3 separate regions of the Homo sapiens genome follow, and regions 2 and 3 are each linked to region 1. The links are chromatin contacts, found by Hi-C in ENCODE. All regions are on one chromosome and are shown on one strand. The core of a region is the stretch at or near the end of the contact, and the rest is flanking DNA. Distances in the headings are between cores, read along the strand shown. Region 1 has its middle 22 kb from the start of WWC1. Region 2 overlaps SLIT3 (slit guidance ligand 3). Region 3 overlaps SLIT3 (slit guidance ligand 3).

The links. A loop is a pair of places that touch in the nucleus more often than their neighbours do. Pooled maps may share reads with other maps.
Region 2: a loop to region 1 is called in a pooled map, with 2.8 times the contacts of the local background. The contact joins two enhancer-like sites. A Hi-C loop is called at or near these places in 8 of 37 single-sample maps with no recorded cell type and 7 of 50 pooled maps.
Region 3: a map of naive thymus-derived CD4-positive, alpha-beta T cell shows a loop between it and region 1 (24-fold over the local background). The contact joins two enhancer-like sites. A Hi-C loop is called at or near these places in 14 of 168 maps with a recorded cell type or tissue (A673, CD4-positive, alpha-beta memory T cell, GM12878 and 10 more), 35 of 37 single-sample maps with no recorded cell type and 23 of 50 pooled maps.

What each region holds. Positions count from the first base shown.
Region 1 is chr5:168,268,166-168,270,725 of GRCh38, forward strand. No RefSeq gene overlaps it. Among named protein-coding and RNA genes, the nearest start is that of WWC1, 22 kb to the right of the region's middle. Within about 2 kb of position 1,291, at least 5 of the 41 ENCODE cell types and tissues checked have a DNase peak (open chromatin) inside an H3K27ac peak, as active enhancers do.
Region 2 is chr5:168,733,553-168,736,112 of GRCh38, forward strand. All of the region lies in intron 20 of SLIT3 (slit guidance ligand 3), which reads right to left. Among named protein-coding and RNA genes, the nearest start is that of SLIT3-AS2, 28 kb to the left of the region's middle. Within about 2 kb of position 1,284, at least 5 of the 41 ENCODE cell types and tissues checked have a DNase peak (open chromatin) inside an H3K27ac peak, as active enhancers do.
Region 3 is chr5:168,678,490-168,681,049 of GRCh38, forward strand. All of the region lies in intron 32 of SLIT3 (slit guidance ligand 3), which reads right to left. Among named protein-coding and RNA genes, the nearest start is that of SLIT3-AS2, 27 kb to the right of the region's middle. Within about 2 kb of position 1,287, at least 2 of the 41 ENCODE cell types and tissues checked have a DNase peak (open chromatin) inside an H3K27ac peak, as active enhancers do.

The DNA of each region.
Region 1 (2,560 bases), core at 41-2,540:
GAGCAAACACATGATGTCCAGAGGACAGGAGTATGAGTTCTCTCCACAAGTTTTGTTGTTTTTTTTTTTTTTTTTTTTTTTGAGACAGAGTCTTGCTCTGTTGCCCAGGCTGGAGTGCGATGGTGCAATCTCGGCTCACTGCAACCTCCACCTCCCAGGTTCAAGTGATTCTCCTGCCTCAGCCTCACAAGTAGCTAAGATTACAGATGCCCACCACCACGCCCGGCTAATTTTTGTATTTTTAGTAGAGATGGGGTTTCACCATGCTGGCCAGGCTGGTCTCGAACTCTTGACCTCAGGTGATCCACCTGCCTCAGCCTCCCAAAGTGCTGGGATTACAGACATGAGCCACCGTGCCCAGCCTCCACAAGCATTTGAGCTGGGCACTGGCAAGTAAGAGAATGCAAGACAGACAAGGCAGGAGGGGGTAGCAGGAAGGAGAAGAAATATGCAAAGAGACAGGTGAGAAGTTCAGAGAGGCCGGGGCAGGTGCTAAGGATTAGAACCACCGGCGAGCGCGCTAGACACGGGTCCCAGGCCAATTAGATCAGGACCTCTGGAAGAAAGGTCTGATCGTGGGTAGGTGAGTTTCACCTGCAGCCCGAAATGAGGAGCAGGGGATTGGAGCTCAGCGGGAAGGGCACAGCCAGAGATGAGGTTTGTTGGAGGGAAGGAGGCAGGAATAACAGTCAGGCTAAGAAGCTGGGTATTCTCCTGCCAGGTCATGAGGGACATCAGTGTGACTCTTGTACATAGGGAGAAACACGATTAGGGAATCTTTGGGTTTGCAAAGTGGAGAGAGAAGAGTGGCAGAAGGCCCAGAGCCCGGGAGAATCTGCAACAGTCTGGATGAGGGCTTGAAGGAAGGCTGGGGCGGTCAGAACAGAGGGAGCGCTCCTCAAACCGGCTCAGATTTGGGAAATGAGGACGAGGTTCTGTAACTTGCCCAGAGTTGGGGACAGGGTCTATACGGGGTGGAACACCGAGAACAGATCCCGGCCAAGGATCCTCTCTCCAGTGCATGCACCATTCCTTCTCCTTCGCCTCTCCCTCCTCCACGACCAGCCAGGTGAAACAATTAGGGAGAAGGGATATTCTGATTACTTACTTACTTCAGTGATCCTCTGACCACACCAAGTGGCGACTTTCCAGGAAAGTTCTGATTCAGCACGCTCACACCCAAGCCCCGCCTTCCACCCTGAGGAGGCAGGTGGGCAGCCTGTAAGGCGCCATTCCCCAGCACCCGCAGCGGGCACTGTGGCTGCACGCCGCCCTCGGAAAGCAAGGCTGCACCAGCTGCTCCACAAAGCCCCTCCCTCACCAGCCCTCGCCTCCTCCCGGCAAATGTTGGGTTTGCCATCTGGCCACGAGGTGGCAGCCTTTCCCATGAAATCTGCTTGGAGGTGGGCCCGGCGCCTCAAAGGGATTTAGGGAAGTCGCCGAGCAGCCAGAGACTGCGAGGAGAGCCCTGGACTCCTGAAAGAGGCCCGTGGAATCGGTTCCAGGAAAAAGATTCCAAAGAAGACCAGTCCTGGGACCAGCCAGACTGGACTGCGAGCCTGCCTCCACCATTTGCCCACTGAGTACATTTCCACCTGGACTTCCTGAGCCTCACCTTTCCCATTTGTAAAATAGGGATAAAAATAACTGCTGTATGGGATTATTTGGAAAGCCTAATAAAAACAATATATGTAAAGTCCTTGGCAAGGGCCCAGCATTTAACAAATGCATATTAAATGGTAAGCTATTATTAAAGGAAAATTGTGGAATTTGGGGGTTATCGTCTTTAGATTAAAAAAAAAAGCAAAACAAACAAAAAAAATCCTTCACTTTCACTCCCAACCACACCTTTCTAGCTAAGCCTGGGCTTCTTATCTAACCTCCGAAGCCTGGGTTTCCTCCCCTGTGTAGTGGAGATGATACTGCCATCTGGCAGGGTTGCTGTTGTAAACACTCAGCCTCCCTCAAGGGGATGTCTACTGATTGGCAACTAACTTTTCTTATTCTCAGCCTTCAGTGAGAGCTGAAGTGTGATCCCAGCCTGAAGCTTGACCTGTTCAAGAGTAAGGAGCTCCACCCACCCCATCCTCCCACTTCAAGAGCTGCGTAAAGCCCTGGGGACTTGCTCTTCTAGAAGGCTCCAGGGAAGAGAGGACAGAAGAAGCAAAGCCTATACCCTCTTAGGGACAGTCTACCCAGTAGCCACTCTTCCAGAGATGATCAGTGTCCCTGAACTGAGCCCAATTCCAGGGGCAGTAAAAGGGATGTCCTTACACTCATGCATTCATAAAACGCTTCTATCCAAATTAATTGCTGTTATTTGAACTTCCCAGCCACTCTGTGAAACAGTGTGAAAATTGAGCCTTAGAGAGGACACACCACAGATCAGGAACAGGCCCCTCCCAGGTGGCTGGGAATCTTCGGTTCTCAGTCAGCTCTCTGGCTGTTTCCATTCCCAGGCCACTCCCTCAACAATCCCTTATCTTGGTCTTATCTCGGCCACATACATATAGATTTTGTTCTCAGGCTAGAGCCTTTGGCCAGAAGGAATCTGCCCCAC
Region 2 (2,560 bases), core at 34-2,533, 470 kb after region 1:
AGAGGATTGGATAAAGAAAATGTGGTGTATATTCATGGACACAAGGAGGGGAACAACACACACCATGGCCTGTCAAGGGTTGGGATGCAAGGGAAGGGAGAGCATTAGGACAAATACCTAATGCATCTAGGGCTTAAAACCTAGATGATGGGTTGATAGGTGCAGCAAACCACCATGGCACATGTATACCTACATAACAAACCTGTACATTCACACATCTATCCTGGAACTTAAAATAAAAAAAAATTAAAAAAAAAAAAGAAAATGTGGAATATCTATATACATTGAATACTACTCAGCCATAAATAAGAATGAAATCCTGTCTTTTGCAGCAATGTGGATGGAACTGGAGGCCATTATCCTCAGTGAAATGACTCAGAAACAGAAAGTCAAATACTATATGTTCTTGCTTATGAGTGGGAGCATGACAATGGGTACACATGGACATACCGAGTAGAATAATGGACACTGGAGACTACAAAAGGTAGGAGGGTGCTGAGGGCTGAAAAACTACCTATTGGGCACAATGTTCAGTATTTGGGTGATGGGTACACTAAAAGCCCAGACTTTACCACAACACAATATATGCATGTAAGAAACCTGTACTTGTACCTCCTAAATATATTGTTTAAAAAGTCAACTGACTGTAGATATTAATTGCATTTACAAAATACCTTCACAGCAACATCTAGACCAAGTATGTGACCAAACAACCGAGCACCACAGCCTACCCAGTTGAGACAGGAAATTAACTGTTAGAGCCCTGCCTCCTGTCTTTGGTTCATCTTTTATCAGACTTTCCCTTGACCTCTGGTTCCAACTCCACTGGCCTTAACCTTCCTAAAATGCCCCATCCCCTCTGGTGGGGGGCAGGTGTTTGTACACACTAGTGTCTCTCCTCCCTCCTTGCCAGGTTAACTCCTACAGATGCATGGATCTCAGCTCCAGCATTAGTTTTTCAATATCAGTTCCCACACCTACCAATGATATTACAGGTGTTCCATGTGCTGGTGATATTACAGAATGTTCCATGTGCTGGTGAAAAGAATGTATATTCTGTAGTTGTTGGGTAGAATCTCTGTAAATGTCTATTAAGTGCTTTTGGCCTAAAGTTATATAAGACAGCCAAAGCATTGGCTGTCTTTTCATCACAGCATTTGACCCCCATGGTGACATCTTTCGTGTGATTCTGTGATTAATGTGGGCAGAATCATGTCTGCTTGGCTCACCACAGCATTCTCGCACTCTGCCTGGCAACAGCAGATGCTCAGGAAACGTCATCTGTGTGATGAAAACCCCTGAACTCCTCAGGGAGAGCTGCGTTTGGCATGATGGAGCCAAGCACAAGTTGCTTTCAGTGCAGAATGTCCCCGGCGACCTGGCAGCACAGCTCAGAAGACTCAGAATCAAAGCTTTCACATCAGAAATGCAGATGCAGTGGTGGGGAGAGCTCTCTTTGTAGCAGGCCCTTCATGAAAACTCTGAACTCCAAAGTTGTCTGTAGCCTACAGTCCAGGCTCCCAGAGGGACCCTTTCAGGAGACTGCCCTCTTGCCCCACCAGCCTTAGAACTGCCGGAGTGTTTCTGGCAGGTCACCCTTTGCATTTGGCCTGCATTTAAATGCTCTGTTTCAGCCCCAGTGCAAACACACAAGGACACATCTGCCTTGCATGAAACTCCACACAGATCTCTGTGAATGGGTGTTCCCCATTCCTGTTTGGAGCTTTGGGGTGCTGACTGATGCCCCACAAAGAACTCAAACCAGCTGATGTTAATGGAGAGGGAGGGAAGCCACCTTCCCAGAGACTCTGCTCCAGGCCAGAATTTCCACTAGAGTCCTGGAGTGATGTGGGGGCAGCTCAGGGGTCAGGCAGCTGAGGCTCACATCCTGGCTCTACTATCTAAGAGCTGTGTGACCCTGGGTGAAGTACTTAACCTCTTTGAGCTTACATTTAGTCACCTGTAAAACAAAGCTTATAATGATCACCACCTTGATGTGATTCTGAGGATTAAATTTGAGTCTCTGTGAACAGTTCTCAGAGCAGTACCCGGCACACTGGTGGCCAACACATTTTAAATATACATACACATACATATAGACAGATAGATACACACACACACACACACACACACACACACACACACACACACACATCTCCATCCAATAATACACATAGCTTATTGAAAGATAATGTTCCTCTTGCTGTTCATTCTCTTCTTCTTCCTCCAGGGTAGTATTTCTAAAATGAGAATTGGATCATGCCACTTAAAATTCTTCCTGGATTCCTGCATTTCTCTTGGAGTCAGCTCTCCCTATACCTACAAGAACTTACATATCCCTTCTCAAGCTTTCAGCACACATCACCCTCTTTGTCATCCTATTTGCTCCATCTCACAGCCTTCTTGGTTTCTTGAATTTAAGATCTTTCCACCTTGAGGTCTTCATAAAACATGTTCTTTCTACTCTGTTTCCCTCCTTTACTTTCCTGGGAAATCCCCCTCTACTCCTGGTGTGAAATGCCTGATCTGGTCGGTTTTCTTACTGTCTTTCTCCCCTACT
Region 3 (2,560 bases), core at 37-2,536, 410 kb after region 1:
TGGCCAACATAGTGAAACCCCATCTCTACTAAAAATACAAAAAATTAGCCGGGCGTGGTGGCGGGTGCCTGTAGTCTCAGCTACTCGGGAGGCTGAGGCAGGAGAATCACCTGAACCCAGGAGGTGGAGGTTGCAGTGAGCCAAGATCGCGCTACTGCACTCCAGCCCGGGTGACAGAGTGAGACTCTGTCTCAAAAAAACAAACAAACAAACAAAAATCATTATTAAATCTTAGCCTTTGAAACAAAATAATGGGAAAATGGCTCTACTGTGACAAAAGTAGAGGAAAAAAAAGGAAAAAATAGTAACAACCTAAGGTTCACACTAAAAGAAATGATGATATAGTGGTCCCAAGCCCCAATGATTAGTCTCCTGGAGAGATATTTAAGGATTTCAGGGGAGAGAAGGGGGCTCTGAGGGTCTTCCTCATTATCTACTGGGCCAGACTGAACTGGTGCCAAGTGGGAGGTGGAGAGCTCTGGAGTTGTCAGGGTGGGGCTGGACGCATCCTGCCTGGAACTGGCATAACCACAGGCATTGGCCAGAGTGGCCCATGGCCTTTTTGCCTTTGCATTTATTTATTTTTTGAGATCGGGTCTTGCTCTCTCACCCAGGCTGCAGTGCGGTGGTGCAATCACAGCTCACTGCAGCCTTGACCTCCAGGGTTCAAGTGATCCTCCTGCCTCAGCCTCTCAAGTAGCTAGGACCATACATGTGCACTACTATGCTTGGGTAATTTTTTATTTTTTGCATAGATGGAGTCTGAATATGTTGCCCAGGATACTCTCAAACTCCTGGGCTCAGGCGATCCTCCTGCCTTGGCTTCCAAGAATGCTGGAGTTACAGGCGTGAGCCACCATGCCTGGCTTTCTTTTGCTTTTAATAATAATGGTGGATACGTGTTAATCCCTTAGTAGAGGCCAGGCATTGTGCTACCCTATGCTAAGCAGTTAACTTGCATTCTCTTATTTAATCCTAACAACCCCCAGGAAGGAGGCACACTTTTTCCTCCATTTTTCAAATAAAAGACTTAAGGGTCAGAGACTTTAGGTGTTCAGCCTGAAGTCTTAAGGGACTTGAGGGAGGAAGGGTTTGTTATTCCTCTAGGTGCTGGTTGCTCTAACCTGAATGCTGAGTCGTGACCACTAGGTGGCGATAGAGCCTCGCAGTAACAAAAAGTTCCTGGGATTTCGGGTAGGCAGCAAGCGGAGACCTCAGGCCCCACTGCAGCAACCCCCTACTCCTGTAGCACAGCCCACACTCTCTCGGCTCTGTCTTTCATGTCCCGGAGCCAGCACGGTGGGAGAGCTGGTTTGGGTGGAAAACTGACCCGGATTTAAATCCTAGCTCTGCCACTTACTGGGCTTCTAATATGAGGCTTCTCATCCCTAAAACAGGAGTGAGGATCCAATGAGACAAAGACCTTGGCAGTGGACAGGATTGTAGAAATCAAGACTCAGAGAGCATGCACTGCATTGCATTCAAAGAGCACACCCACGCGGTGTTTTAAAATGGCCAACACTCAAAAACTTAGATATCTCACATAGAAACCCCGGTGGTCCCGCTTCTCTTGATAATCTATATTCCCACATGGCAGTGTCTGCTGGAGCTGAGGTCAGCCACTCCTTTGGATGGGGCTCCACCCTTTAGGCTACTGTAGCCCCCACCACTCCCTATGGGGACTCCAGCCCATTTTCCCCATGTCTGTTACCTATGTGGCCATTTGGCCTTGCTGGCATGTGAGTCTGGCCTTCTCACAAGTCTCAGTGCCAAGGAACAGTGAAGTCTGTCCCCATTCTGGGGCAAGGAGGGGCTCAGGTGGGCTTCTCTGTGTATTTGCCCTGGGGCCTGGAATAGAATCTTCATGTGCCCTCATCACCATTTGTGATTATGGCTGTGCAGATGAACAACATCAGGCATGGACAGAATGGAGACCATGGAATCTAGCCTGCAGGTCCCTGCTGGGAACCCAGGCTGACATCCTCACTCTGAAGCTGGTCAGTGGGCCTTAGTGAGCCAAAAGCTGGTGGCTGCCAACTCCCCCAGTTAGAATAGCTTTGGCTGGGCTCCCTGACTCTGGCCCTGAGGCCAAGGTGGCCTTCCTGGGTGGCTAGAGGTTATTGTACTGATGCTGAGGAGGAGATCTCATTTTTTGTGGTTGGACTGGCCTCCTGGCCCCCTCGGCTGCTGGTCAGCTCAGGCTGTGCCCTCCATTAACCCCAGCCCTCCCACATGGCTTCCATGCAGGCTGATGGGGCCTCCTCCTCCCCAGGGCTTCCTCGCTGCTCAGCCTGAGAAAATGATTCTGAGGCACAGGTCATGTCTCAGCTCAAACACCACCTCCTCCTCCAAGGTCCTCCAAGCAAAAATATTTGCTCCTGGTGGGCACAGTGGCTCACACCTGTAATCCCAGCACTTTGCGAGGCCAAGGTGGGCAGACTGCTTCAGCCCAGGAGTTCAAGACCAGCCTGAGCAACATGATGAAACCCTGTCTCTTCCAGAAAAAAACAAAAATTAGACGTTGTGATGCACACCTGCAGTCCCAGCTACTCAGGAGGCT